Linked DNA regions of Homo sapiens: all the other regions are linked to region 1. The links are chromatin contacts, found by Hi-C in ENCODE. All regions are on one chromosome and are shown on one strand. The core of a region is the stretch at or near the end of the contact, and the rest is flanking DNA. Distances in the headings are between cores, read along the strand shown.

Region 1 (2,738 bases), core at 140-2,639:
GAGATGCTTCCCAGTTGCACGACCTCATTGCCGTCATGACTCCTATCCAGCTCCCCTAAAAGTCAGCCAAGGAAATTCAGCCTGCAAAAGCAGCCCTCCTACTGGAGGTTTTAACATTTTAATTAATCAAAATGTTCTCTGCACCAGAAAATGAAATGTATATGTAATACTGCCTTTGCCTCTAACACCAATGTGACAATAAATAAAGATGTCCTTACGTGTAGGATGCCTTCTCCTTCTAGAAAACAGAATACATAAAACTTGTAATGTCAGTGGTTTGTCATTGGGGGATTTGGTTGAAAGAATTGTTTTGCTACCATTTTCCTTGCTATGGGTGTTTCTTTTGGATTTTATGGCCTTTAAAAAAATATATGATGAAGAGCTTAAAGATTTCATTCAAGGTGCTTACAGATATACTGTACCCTCAAGTTTCCAAGGCCAATATGTTCAGATATGTTCAGCTCTGTGTCCAGCTGCAGGGTCTGAAGAGGCCCTGGACCACAGCACTGGAAGACTTGGCCATGGATCTTGAGTCTAGCAGCACTCAGAGAGGAGTAACCCATCTCCAAAGAAAAGTCATTGCTTGCCCTTCCTATAGAGGCAATAAACACACTGGAACCTGGTTGATTCCCTGATGAGATGCAAGTCCACTGGTAAGTCTATCTGCCTTTAAAAGTCAGAACGCCACAGCCAGGGGAAGGCCAATTTTTCCAGAGTGCCTGAGACAGCCAGACCTGCCAGTTGTGGACAGCGTGTGACCTAGGGCTGCCTTTCCAGTGAAACGACCAAACAGACTTGCGACACGAGGCAGAGCACCGTCTGCTTCCCATTCCACAGATTAAAAAGAAAAGTATTCAGCCAGGTGCAGTGGCTCACACTTGTAATTTCAGCACTTTGGGAGGCCAAGTTGGGAGGATTGCTTGAGGCCAGGAGTTCAAGACCAGACTTGACAACACGGTGAGACCCTGTCTCTACAAAAAAGAAAAAATTAGCTGGGCATGGTGACATGCACCTGTAGTCTTGGCTACTTGGGAGGCTGAGGCAGGAGGATCACTTGAGTTCAGGAGGTCAAAGCTGCAATGAGTTATGATCGCACCACTGCATCCCAGTTTGGGTGACAGAGAAACCCTGTCTCTATTGTTTTGTTTTTTTTTTTTAAAAAGAGGAAGAATATTTTTTAGAAACTAAAGGATTTAATTTTGTCTGAAAATAACATAATGGTAGGTCCCTGATTTCTTCTCTGCCCTCTCACCCATCCTTCCCACCTCTGCTCTACCCTGACAAATGAGAAGGAAAATCCTTTATGGAAATGTTCTTTAAAAATATGTCTGTTTCTTCACAAAAGCCTCACAAAACAAAACTGAAGCAAGTGAGTCATAAATGGTAAACCACAGTCTGCATGACTGGGCCTTGAGTTATTTTTAATCCCACTAAAAACGGAGACCCATTTCACAAGTAACCTTCTCTTCAATGAAAGGGGTAGCAGTTCTACTGTGTTCTCTGCTGCAAAAAGGAGGAAATAAAAAAAATGCAGTCGGTCCCCAAATCCAATTATGTGATTGCTCTCACCCACTGTGTAATCTGTGACAGTCACCGACCAAGTCCCATCAATTTATCTGGCACTGACTGAGAAGTTACTCCACCCAGGACCTGTGCTTCCATAGTGACTTCTGCTGGAGAAGCAAGGAAATGTTCAGAGATGGCTTTTCAGCTGGGAACGTTGTTTTCTTCCCACGATCACCTGTTCTCATGCCCTGCGTACTGAACGTGCTTGAAGCTATCATTTCTCAGCTGCACTTTCTTCTCTTGATTTTGATGCTTCTGAGTCTACTCATTCCCCTTCATTTCCATTTCTTTATCCACAAAACAAAAGTAAAAAGCAGAACAAGAGAGGCTTCACCATGATGTGCAGGACAACTGTCTATTTCCGTATGGGAACAGGAGCTCCTCAGGAACGCTCCTCTCTCTGACAGCAGGCACTCAGCACATGCTGTTTCTTAGATGCCAAGTCATATTGCTCCTCAGACATGGGCATGGCCTGTCTGCTGCACTGTCTTCTGTTTCTCATACCCTTATTATCCAGAATTCATAAACGAATATCTGCAGTTTTCTAATTTTAGCTATTGGTCTTCCCTCATCACAAGCAGTCTCTTAACCAATTTTATATAAATATGGGAGATGAAGCACACAAGAGTCAGAGATTGTCCACTGCTTAGTGGGCTATCGAGAGGGTTAGAAGTTGAATGAAGAGCCTTGGATGCCCCACACCTGTGTACTATCCAATAACAGTAGCCACTAGCCACACTACAGAGCACCTGAAATGTGAAGCGTGCAAACTGAGATGTGCTATAGTACCTCCTGGATTTTGATCACTTAGTAGAAAAAGCAGAATGTAAAATATCTCCTTAATAATTTTTTGAATCTTGATTTACATGTTGAAATGATGTTTTGGATCTATTGGGTGAAATAGAATATGTCGTCAAAACTAATTTTACTTGTTTCTTCTGATTACGTTAAATACGGCCAGTAGAAACTTTCAAACTCTGTAAGTAGCCAGCATTCTGCTTCTGCTGGGATGGTGTGTGTCCAGAAGAGTGCTGAGCCCATGGCCTCTCTCCAGACCCACCCTGGGTGCAGGAAGAGGCTGGGTGGCTGGATCCAATTAACATGACTCTTGTGGAGTAATGATAACAGGGCTTGAGTAGCCTGGATTACACCCTGCCCCAGAAATCCAATAA
Region 2 (2,738 bases), core at 70-2,569, 2.6 Mb after region 1:
CTCAAAATCAAAACAAAACAAAATGAAAGAAAAAGAAAGAAAGAAGGAAAGAAAGAAAGTAAATTCCGTGATGGTAAGTGATGGATCTGTGTTTCAAATAATATAGAGGGATCATATTTTACATATTCTCAGAATTCATATTATAAAGATCCCTACAGTGACTGCACAGTTAAGAATGCTCTCATAGATGTAAACTTCCAATCTACACTGTGGGCAACGCTAGATTTTTACAAATCAGGTTTGCTGTGTAACATATGCGTGTACTGTGCATTACTAAACCTAGTTCTAAATACAGCACAGCTGAAATTTTGTGGGTAACGTGATCATTCGGCAAATGTTGCCAGCCCCTATCATATTCAGAACCCTGTGTTCTGAGATGCTCAAGTTCAAGCTGAGGAATTTGCTAAACAAATCTCTGGCAAGGAATCAGCAGTGATTTTCTGTATCCTTAAATCCTTCCAAACAGAAATGGCAAAACATACGACCCGAGTCCATAATTCCTAAAGTTTCAATCTTCTCGCACTGTTTGAGTTTTAACTCGCTTATTCCCCCAAAGGAGTATGCCATTTACTTAATTTAAAAATTAAACAGCATAAAAACTTCTGAACTCTGAGTGAGACAGCGATCAGAGTTAAAAATAACTGATTTCGCGCGTTTCCGTGCAAAATGGGAGACAGACGTGACGGAGAGAGACCGAGCAGTGCCACGGCCCGGTAGAGGGTGCGGGGGCTTGCACCCGCTGGTGTTTGTGAGAGAGCGCTGGTGTAGACGCGAACGCAGCGCAGGCGGCCCGGCGGCGCGGCCTCAGGTCGGGGCCTTTCCAGCGTTCCAGCTACACCGAGCGCGCGGGGGCGAAAACATGTGCATGGTGTTTGGGGACTGTGCGCATGGGAGTGTTTTCACTGTCAACCAGGGTTCTTTTTCTTATTTTGAACCCATTTTCATGATGCACCGGAATGCTGAAGTTCAAAATTGCCTACGGAGAATTTTAAGACTAAAACCACACTAAGTTTCTTGTGTTAACTATAAATGCGGGTCAGAGTGAAAGCCGAGTAGGGAGGAGTGAAAAGGGGGAAAAGGGAAGAGATAAGAGGAAGAAAAGATGAAAGAGCCGGCGGAAGAGGGAGGGAAGCGGGGGCGGGCAGGCGAGCAGAGGCAGGGAAAGAGCGGCGCGGGTTGCGGGAAAGCTCCGCGCGCAGTACCCAACCGAGGCCCGGGCGCGCGGTCCTCCCGCCGGCAGGGGGCGCCCACCCGCCCGCCTCCGGCCCCTCGCGGCCAGCCGCCCCGCCCGCGCCTGCGCTTCCTGCCCCTCCTCGTCCGGGATGCTGCTGCCGCTACTGCGGAGTAGCTGCTTCCCTTCCTCCTCTCCCGGCGGCGGCGGCGGCAGCGGCGGAGGAGGAGGAGGAGGGGACCCGGGCGCAGAGAGCCGGCCGGCGGCGCAGTTGCAGCGCGGAGCCCACGGGCCGCCGGGGCCGCTCCAGCGGGCGGAAGCCGAGCCCGGGGCCGACCCCCCGCGCGCGGCGGAGGCCGAGGGGGCGCCGGGGCCCGGGGCGCGCAGCCGGGGGGCGGGCGGCGGCGGGCGGCGGGCCGAGCGGGAGCCGCATGCGTGTATGGATCCGGGCGCCGCGCTGCAGAGGCGGGCCGGGGGCGGCGGCGGTCTGGGCGCGGGCTCCCCGGCGCTGTCGGGCGGCCAGGGCCGCCGGAGGAAGCAGCCCCCCAGGCCGGCCGACTTCAAGTTGCAGGTCATCATTATCGGCTCCCGCGGCGTGGGCAAGACCAGCCTGATGGAGCGCTTCACCGACGACACCTTCTGCGAGGCCTGCAAGTCCACCGTGGGTAAGGGCGCCACGGCGACCCTGGGCCGGGCCTCCTGGCGCCCGGGCAGGTGCCCTTCGCCCCGTGGGCTTCGAGTCTCATCGAGCCTGGGAGTCTTTCGGGGATGGGCCTCTCGGTGAAACTAGGGGCGGGGGTCTCCTTGGAGCGCCCTGCATCCCAATCCCAAAGCCTGGCAGAGGTTTTCGTGCCGCCTCCGGGCAGACCTGCCCTTGGCCCCCGGCCCTGCCTCAGAGGTCCTGGCAGCCCCCGGGGCCTGTGGGGGCGGCTCTCCACGGAAACTTCGGCCCTTAGCATACTCGCCCAAGAAAAAGCTGGGTTCGAGTGGAGCGCAGGCAGGCAGGGGAGTGAACGCCTAAGGCCGCTCTCGCCCGGCCCGCCAAGGCCAGCGCGCGCCGTCTGCTGCGGGTGTGATCCCTGCGCAACCAGGGCAGTTTTCTTATTTTGAACCCATTTTCAAGAAATGAAGTTTAAAGTCACCTATGGAGAATGTTAAAACTAAAACTACAGTAAGTTTCTCGTGCTAGCCGTACGTACGGGGCAGAGGAGCTTCAGCTGTATTTATCCATGACCTCAAACAACCCGGTGACTGGCGGGCATGGGGTTGATTCCTCCAGTACCGCTGTTTTCGGTGAGGGACAGGAGTGAAGTAAGTACAGGAACGCTCCAGGGTCAAGGAGGAAAACAGCCGTGGATCTGAAATGGAAACTGCAGGGGAAATTTTTTTAATTAAGTCATGCTTAGAGGACTTGACATTGAGATTTCTCAGTTGGATGTGGGTAGCAGTTGTTTCTATGGAAAACCCCTTAAAAGATGTCCAAACTAGGAGAACCCCGTTCTTTAAAATAAAGGGCAGTCACTTCCGTGATAGGAAGTGAGAGATTTCCCCAGGGGCGGTCCAAGAA
Region 3 (2,738 bases), core at 151-2,650, 2.4 Mb before region 1:
TGGAGACAATAATGTTTGGCTATTTCCCAGGGATTGCCTGAGTATTGGAGGAATAAATCAAGCAAATGTCTCATTACAATATCATATGGACTCTGGGATGGGGAAAGACAAGGTGCATGACATAGAGGCAGTCACCCCTCATTCCCTGGGTGGATGACTGGCAGAGGCCCAGCCCAGGAGAACTTCCCATCTATGTTGACTCATGAAACACACAACTTCATCTCTCTTTTTTTTAGAGATAGGGTCTCACTCTGTCATCAGGTTGGAAGGCAGTGGCACGATCATGGCTCACTGCAGCCTCGATCTCCTAGGCTCAAGCAATCCTCCCACTTCAATCTCTTGAGCAGCTGGGACTAACAGGTGTGCACCACCACATCCAGCTAATTTTTTATTTTTTGTAGAGATGGGGGTCTTGTTGTGTTGCCCAGGCTGGTCTTGAACCCCTGGCTTCAAGCGATCCTCCCATCTTGGCCTCTCAAAGTGCTGGGATTAGAGGCATTAGCCACTATGCCATGCCCGGCCCATCTTTATCATTTGAATGCAGCTCAACAATAAGTGTCGACTTCCTCATTTTTTAGCTAATGCACCTGACAGGAAATACGACTCAGGGAAAATACAGTGCTTGCAAGGTGCAGAGTCAGGAGCGAGCCAGCCAGCCTCAGGTTCTTCCCACTAGCCCACAGCTAAGCCTCTGGCTAAACAATGCCAGTGCATATACATTGTAAATATCTTGCCTCACTCAATTTAGTTTCTTGCATCCAAACCATGGTGGAGCTCTGGTTCCCAGAGAGGCATGAGTGATGGTAGTCCTGCTGGGAGTAACGCTCATCTCAGTGATTCAGCTGAAGACCCAGAGTGGGTGGGAGCCATAATTAGGATAGAACCTCTCCCTGCTAAAATTGAATGAAACTACAGCATTGTACCACTTCTCCTAAGACATGTCTTTACAACGTGAACTCACTATTTTGTTCAAAATGGATTCTCAGGACATTCCGCCCACTGATATTTCAAGAAGCTAAATAACATATTCCAACATCAAATGTCTGATCTTTTGGATTATGTATTGCTTCTTGTTAGCTCTCCTTGGTTTCTTCTTTTAGTGTGGATAATCCAAACTGGACAGTGAGGCCAGGCACAGTGGTTCACACCTGTCATCCCAGCGTTTTGGGAGACTATGGTGGGAGGACTGCTTGAGTCCAGGAGTTGCAGACCAGCCTGGGCAAGATAACGAGATCCCATCTCTACACAATTAGAAAACAAAACCAAACAGTCCCCCTCCAAAAAAAAGCTAGATAATTCAGCCAAATATGGAATCATTTGATTTGCTGTGACATACAGTAAAAATCCTGCCATGATGTGATAAGTGGGGGTGGGAGGGGCTAGTTCACATTGTTTCCAACGCATGACTGACCTTGGGGACTGAGCCTCCAGTGCGGCTCCTACACTCCCCAGGCCAACTGCAATTGGACGCCACCTGGTGGCTGTTGTCAGCTCATCTTCGCTATCGATAGGGATAACTCTGGATACCTTGCTCAACAGGGACATTGGCAGAGTTCCAGTAATGCTTGACATCTACCATGGTTAGACTGGACAGGGAGAATACTGGAGACATGGCTTCTCCAACAGGGTGGTCCAGCCCCCAACACCCAAAGAAGATAAGATTTTGAGATCCCCCCCAACTTCGAATAAGGGAGCTGAATGGAGGGCAGGAACCATCTCCCATGTTGTTATACGGAGGGACATTACTCATTATTATGAGGCTTAAGGAAAGGAACCATCTCCCATGTTGTTATACGGAGGGGCATTACTCATTATTATGAGACTTAAGGACAGGAACCATCTCCCATGCTGTTATGCTGAGGGACTTTACTCGTTATTATGAGGCTTCACTGCAGTGAGCGGCACTGTCCAGTCATGGGCTAGGAAGGTAAAAGGAATTCAAATCTTCATGACTGCTTTTTTTTTTTCAACTACAGACGGGATCTCACTGTGCTGTGTACGCTGGCCTTGAACTCCCAGATTTAAGAGATCCTCCCCCTCTGCCTGCTGAATAGGTGGCACAACGGGCGCATGCCACCATGCCCGGCTTAAGATTGCCATTTGAAGGAGAGGAAAGGGATTCAAATCACAACTCACACTTCCCCATAGTTCCCCTTCTTCATTTTCCAATTCTTCTGCACTCCAAAACTCATACAACGAAATCCTTCCATTTTCCCCAACATCCCCCTTTCCTAGATTTGCTAAGCCCTAAACCCACACTTCTCTCCTAAGGGTATTTTGTTTGTTGGTTGGTTGGTTTCAGTTCTACTCTCAGAATTCAGTGCCAGGAAAGATTTAGAACCCACTGAGAAGGTCTGAGCACCAGCAGGTGTGTGACACATAAGAGTGAGACTGAAGGAGGGTGAAACACCAGCCAATATGTTTGTCTTGCCTGGTCAAAACAGAAAGAGAAAATGAGAAAGAGAAAAAGAGAAAACGAGCAGTTTCTATACAGTAAGTGAAACATCTGATTTGTTTAAGAGTGACGTTCTCTTTTTATTTTGAGACGGAGTTTCGCTCTTGTCGCCCAGGTGCAATGGTGCAATCTCGGCTCACTGCAACCTCTGCCTCCCGGGTTCAAGCAATTCTCCTGCCTCAGCCTCTGGAGTAGGTGGGATTACAGGCCTGCGCCACCATGCCTGGCTAATTTTTGTGGGTTTAGTAGAGACAGAGTTTCACCATGTTGGCCAGGCTAGTCT

What was found. Hi-C counts contacts between places; a loop is a spot of excess contacts on that map. Pooled maps may share reads with other maps.
Region 2: a pooled map shows a loop between it and region 1 (6-fold over the local background). The contact joins the promoter of RAB12 here to the enhancer-like site in region 1. A Hi-C loop is called at or near these places in 5 of 37 single-sample maps with no recorded cell type and 4 of 50 pooled maps.
Region 3: a map with no recorded cell type shows a loop between it and region 1 (12-fold over the local background). The contact joins two enhancer-like sites. A Hi-C loop is called at or near these places in 4 of 37 single-sample maps with no recorded cell type and 3 of 50 pooled maps.

Annotation. Positions count from the first base shown.
Region 1 is chr18:5,973,827-5,976,564 of GRCh38, forward strand. The region is part of intron 16 of L3MBTL4 (L3MBTL histone methyl-lysine binding protein 4); the gene reads right to left. The region is part of intron 1 of LOC121725015 (a long non-coding RNA gene); the gene reads left to right. Among named protein-coding and RNA genes, the nearest start is that of TMEM200C, 80 kb to the left of the region's middle. Within about 2 kb of position 1,390, at least 2 of the 41 ENCODE cell types and tissues checked have a DNase peak (open chromatin) inside an H3K27ac peak, as active enhancers do.
Region 2 is chr18:8,608,118-8,610,855 of GRCh38, forward strand. It overlaps RAB12 (RAB12, member RAS oncogene family), which reads left to right and starts at 1,320. Exons shown (of 6, transcript NM_001025300.3): 1 at 1,320-1,836. The coding sequence starts at 1,323. RefSeq lists silencers at 1,148-1,377, 1,808-2,107 and an enhancer at 2,558-2,607.
Region 3 is chr18:3,584,536-3,587,273 of GRCh38, forward strand. All of the region lies in intron 7 of DLGAP1 (DLG associated protein 1), which reads right to left. Among named protein-coding and RNA genes, the nearest start is that of DLGAP1-AS1, 8.2 kb to the right of the region's middle. RefSeq lists an enhancer at 2,403-2,572. Within about 2 kb of position 1,401, at least 6 of the 41 ENCODE cell types and tissues checked have a DNase peak (open chromatin) inside an H3K27ac peak, as active enhancers do.